2 separate regions of the Homo sapiens genome follow, and region 2 is linked to region 1. The links are chromatin contacts, found by Hi-C or POLR2A ChIA-PET in ENCODE. All regions are on one chromosome and are shown on one strand. Each heading gives the region's core, a stretch centred on a gene start or an enhancer-like site at or near the end of the contact. The rest is flanking DNA. Distances are from core to core; before and after follow the strand shown. Region 1 holds the start of GCLC (glutamate-cysteine ligase catalytic subunit). Region 2 holds the start of MLIP (muscular LMNA interacting protein).

Evidence for each region. Hi-C counts contacts between places; a loop is a spot of excess contacts on that map. ChIA-PET counts read pairs that join two places held with the same protein, here RNA polymerase II (POLR2A).
Region 2: a map of endothelial cell of umbilical vein shows a loop between it and region 1 (5-fold over the local background). The contact joins the promoter of MLIP here to the promoter of GCLC in region 1. A Hi-C loop is called at or near these places in 1 of 168 maps with a recorded cell type or tissue (endothelial cell of umbilical vein). POLR2A ChIA-PET finds 5 or more read pairs at or near these places in 1 of 52 experiments (activated T-cell).

The regions. Positions count from the first base shown.
Region 1 is chr6:53,543,751-53,546,450 of GRCh38, reverse strand. GCLC (glutamate-cysteine ligase catalytic subunit) reads left to right here and starts at 1,350. Exons shown (of 16, transcript NM_001498.4): 1 at 1,350-1,955. The coding sequence starts at 1,806. RefSeq lists a silencer at 1,377-1,806 and enhancers at 2,027-2,086, 1,925-2,666.
Region 2 is chr6:54,110,150-54,112,849 of GRCh38, reverse strand. MLIP (muscular LMNA interacting protein) reads right to left here and starts at 1,407. Exons shown (of 14, transcript NM_001281747.2): 1 at 1,275-1,407. The coding sequence starts at 1,370.

The DNA.
Region 1 (2,700 bases), core at 101-2,600:
TGTGTCAGATGGAGAATTTCAAGCAGGAAAAACAACAGAGTGCCAGAACCATATACAGATCTGGTGAGGTTGGTGGGAGGGCAAAGGAGGTTGTTGAAAAGGCTGTGGAAAAATTAGAATGTGGTTTGATTTCTATCCCACCTGTGTGATGAGGATGGAAACATCTTCTCCTGAGCTTCAAACATCCCTACCACACACAGACACACACACACAGACACACAGACACACACACACACCATTGTGGAAATCCCAGCCAGACCTTGGGTATTCATGCCCCCAAGCCCTGTGAGGGGCACATCCAATATGAAGGCTGTGGGAGAAGAGAATCCTGCTATCATGTACTCACTCATTTAGCAATTAATAAGTGCTTACTAAATGTTAACTCTGTAGTGCGAGGGAAGAGGGTATGATAAATACACACTTTCTGGGTAGGTACATGTATGATCTAGTTGCCTTCACTTTTCCCCTGACAGGTCATTGCTCTGTCAACACATATTTATTAAACAATCACTTGGGGGCACGGTACCTCCTTCCTCTCCTTTCCCTCCGAGATAAGGCCAACTCTAGGTGTTCCCACTATCTTCAACCCCACCCCACGGTAGGCTCACAAGAACGTCATTTTGATCACTTAAGGGATGAATTTTAGGTTTAGATGGAGGATAAACTTTTGGAGATGGTTCCTCATATGGTCTGTCTGGAGACTTTTTGCAATAAATGGTGTCCGTGCCATCCAGAGAACATAGGTCACCAGTTAATCAAGACAGTAGGGAATAATGATTTACACATGTTGACAAATTGATTCCTCTTAATAACCAGGTCAATTTTTTGGCCAACACTATACACATGTACACTATGCACATAATTACGACATCTATAAAAGATAGAATTAATCTAATTTTATGCAGATATGGGAAGAACTCGTCCCAAGTCTCACAGTCAGTAAGTGATGGAGCCTAGAGTTGAACTGTTTCACTTCACTACCATGTTAATACTTTTCTCAACACATTCTGCCGCTCTCACTCTAAGTGTGAGGCCCTGTCCAACTAAAACATAATATGGTGAGTTCGTCATTGATTCAAATAATCAACTTTCTTCCCGAATCCCAAGTTTATCTCTTCTGATTAGGAAAAAAAATGCATTTTGATATGTCGCGTTTGCGTAAAGCGAGGCCGACCGCACGCCCCCTTCTCGCGAGCTGCTCCCCTCAACTGCGACCCAATCACCCTTGCACACGCCTCCTGAGCCCCCGCGGTTCCCACCGGGCTTCAGGCCACGCCTCCGCCGCTGCACCGCCTCCTCTCCCCGCCTTCGCCCGTAGTCTATAAAACCTGGAGCGCAGGATCGCGCCCAGGAGCGGCGAGCTAGCGGACGCAAAGACTGGGCATGCTCCGCGGCGGCGCAGGTTTTGGTCACAAGTAGGAAGAAGCCAGTGCACCAGACCGGCAAAGAGAAGCGGGAGCCGCCGCGGCAGCGCGGCCGTGGGGTCCGCCGCCGCCGCATCGGAGCGGGAGGAGGAGCAGCGGGGAGGGCGAGGCCGCCGGGCCGAGAGCCGTCCCGCCTGCTCTCGGTCTTCTGCCTTCGCCTCCGCGCGGTGCGTCGGACCCAGGGTCTGTCACCTGGGCGCCAGGGGCCGCCGCCGGGGAGCCGGAGCGGGCAGGACCCTCCCTCCGCCGACTGCGGCCCGAGAGCGCCCCCGCGGGGTGGAGCGGCAGCCGCCTTCTGCGGGCGGCTGAGTGTCCGTCTCGCGCCCGGAGCGGGCGACCGCCGTCAGCCCGGAGGAGGAGGAGGAGGAGGAGGGGGCGGCCATGGGGCTGCTGTCCCAGGGCTCGCCGCTGAGCTGGGAGGAAACCAAGCGCCATGCCGACCACGTGCGGCGGCACGGGATCCTCCAGTTCCTGCACATCTACCACGCCGTCAAGGACCGGCACAAGGACGTTCTCAAGTGGGGCGATGAGGTGAGCGCCCGCGGTCCCCGTCCCCGCCGGGCACCCGTGTCTGGCCGCCCGCGCTGCCTTTGTCTTGCCCTACGCCCCCGGCCCTATCGCGGTCCGCGTTCTCCACTGCGCCCGGGGGTCCTCGAGCGCCTCCCGGCCCCGGGAGCATCGTCCCTGCTTTCGCCTAGTCCGCGTCCAGGGCCATCCTCCTGACTAGACTCCTTTCTTGTTCATTCATTCTTTTGGGTTTTCCCCTTCATTCCATAAACACGGATTGGGCGCTGGGAGGGCGTGAGCATGAAAAAGTGACATTAGGTGCTGCGAGTCTTCAACCTAGTGTATCTGCAGACCGGCAACTACCATGATCCACCTTACAGGCTCAAAATTCGCTTTTGCGGTCAATATGAAAGAGATTTAAGTTTTCCTAGTAGGCCTGCTGCTTTTAGAAATCAGGTCTTCAGGATGTCCACTTCTGCCCTACCTCATGCAGGTGTCTTTTCCTTAAACCTCTCCAACTTCTCATCTTCCCTCCCCTCCAAAACACACACACTTCATAGCTATAAATTGAAACCAGTAAATTACGGCTCAGTTTCCTACATGGGGGAGGAACCTTCCCTTTCCTGTTTAATTCTAAGTGGGAATGCATTTAGAGTTTCAACATTAGGATTTGCTTGTGTCTTTCCATGGCCTAGGTCCAGCAACTAAACTTTACAAACCAGTGTTCTGCCTAGAGATGAAATGTCTCTAGATTCTCAGTAGGTTGAAC
Region 2 (2,700 bases), core at 158-2,657, 570 kb before region 1:
AATAAGGTATGCTTTTACAACGGTACTGCCTAAAAAATTTCTAAACATAACCACATCCTGACAATAAAGGCAACTGAAAAGAAGAAAACCTATTTCTTTCTAATTTATTGTTATATTTTCCTAAAGAAACATCCATATCCTACATAAAATTTTCTCACCAGTGTAAGGAAACAATTTTTTTTTATTTTAGTTGAACCAGTACATGATGTGATTCCAGAAAACACAGAAACAGGAAATCTAATAAAACTAAAGACTTATTCATCTTCCTGAGTTACTGTTGGAGAATAACAAGATCAGACATAAATTCCTGTCCACATACATATCTTCAGAAGAATAATCACAAAAAGGGCAATCATTTGGTATTCGCTTTTAAGCTAACAGTACAATATTAGCTCTTTTCACCACCTTTACCTAGCATCCTTAACTTACCAAGGATCTAATACTCATTCACAAGGAATTTCAGTTGGAAAAGAATTTGAAATTACACCAACTATGCAATGCAACATTCAGATAAAGAGCCACATATTAGCCAGTAGACTATTTAATCCCTTGTTTAGGAGAGAACAAAAAAATATTTGCTGTTTACTGCATACTGTGGCTAAGTTCCAATGTAGCCTAAGAATGAATTGCTATGGTGATGAAAAACCATTTTCCACACAAAGCAGCAACAGATGCATGTTAACAGCATTGCACTTGTTAATTGCCAATTAACACTTTCAGTTGTCAATGTTATTTAAATATCTTAGTTTCTATCCTTGGGAAACTAATTTAGTCATAGAAATATGAGATAAAAGGATTAAAATCTTTTTCTAAATACACTTTGAAATGCTCAAAATCTCTAAGAACGTCATCTTCTCACCGGATAGCCTAATAATTTGAGAAACTGTTTTCCCGCATGCCACGCAGGCTAACAGCTCCTTTGCTCAGTTTTGGGCTGTAATGCCTTCCTTTCTTATATTTCCCTAAAAGTTCTCTTCCTTCAGATGTTGACACCCACACTCGCAGATGGCCTCTAGCCTCCTGTTAAGGCATTACAGGGTATCTTACATTATCACTGTGCCAAGGGCAATCCTGAGCATTTTCTTTGCCCAATGAGCAGTTTTGTCTTTATCAGCTCACCCTTTTCTCTAAGTGAAGATAGCATTTCATTTCAATATACATACAAATTTATCTTCACTGGGCAGCTCTCCCTCACATCCTTGCAGCAAATACCACCAGCACCGTACACTGCTTTTAAAAGTTACTGAAAGCATTAAGCAAAGACTTCCTTTTACCTGGGGTGTGGTCTGAATGCTCCCTGATAAGATGCACGAGGTCATTTGGAAGTAATTGTTCCCGCAGTCACTCAGAAGCCCCTGTTCTGAAAGCATTGATTCATCACATAAGGGAGCGAGCAAACCAATGACTGAGGTGGGAAGGGAGCCTCATACTAAAACAACACACACACACTCACGCAGAAAGAAGAAATTCTAAAAAGAGGTAAAGCAGAGTCATTCCAAAATTGAGGAATTGTGTCAGCTCCGAAGAGTAGATTTCTGTTTTGACAATTTTTAGATTTGGAACATTATGAGAGGTCATACTAACTGCTGAAATGGAATCAGTAGAAGTGAAAAAAAGAAAAAGAAAAAGAAAAAAAGCCACTGATATGTGTTTTCCCTCTTTTCTTTTCATGCATGTATTCCAATTATATATTCTGTGAAAAGAAGAGAAAAGCCAGATTGTGCAGCAATGAGAAGCTGATTGAAGGGCGCTAGCACCTGCCAATCTCAATAATCAGTTGGTCATGCTCATAGAGAACATTTAGAGGTATAAATACATGCAAACACTGTGTCCAAATAAAGAACTAGAAAACACACAGTTATTTCAAAATATCAGTAACTTTATCCTTAGTATATAAATTGTAAGCAACAATACAGGAGCATCTGTAGTGACTGAAGTTATGTTATTAACAAAATCACCTCTAAAATAAAGCTTGGAATCAAATCCTTGTCAAAACAGAATTTCATTCCAAGGTTCCTGGAAGACAGTGAGAATCCTGACTGCAGACAAACCTTAAAACTTCATATGTGAAATTGATTGGAGTCTTCAGCTTTCAGTACTTCTATTTTCTAAGTATTGATTTTTCTCCAAATCTGTAATATCTACATTTGTGCTTTGGCAGTGAAAAGTGTTGTATCCAAAGGACTAGATATAGATCAAAGGCTATGGGAAGGAATTACTATTTTAGAAACCTAGATTATGCCTCTTCACATTTTCGATGTTATCAAAAGCCTGAGATTATGGAAACATAATGAGTAAAATAATTGCTATAAGTGATTCTATTAGCACAGTGGGAGGAACTATTCCAAACAACACAGACCTAGAATATGATCTAAATTTCTGAATATAAGTGCCGTGTTATAAAAAAAACTATGAGCCTTCTTCTATTTTACACATATTTATGGATACTCAAAAGAGAATATAAGTGCCTCTTGCCCTCAAAAAGCTAATGGTTTGAGAATATAAAACAGGTAAACAAATAACAAAGATACAAAGTGAAAAAAGAAAACAAGAAAAAGCCCTATACTGGCCAGGCGCCGTGGCTCATGCCTGTAATCCCAGCACTTTGGGAGGCCGAGGCGGGCGGACCACAAGGTCAGGAGATCGAGACCATTCTGGCTTATATGGTGAAACCCTGTCTCTACTAAAAAATACAAAAAA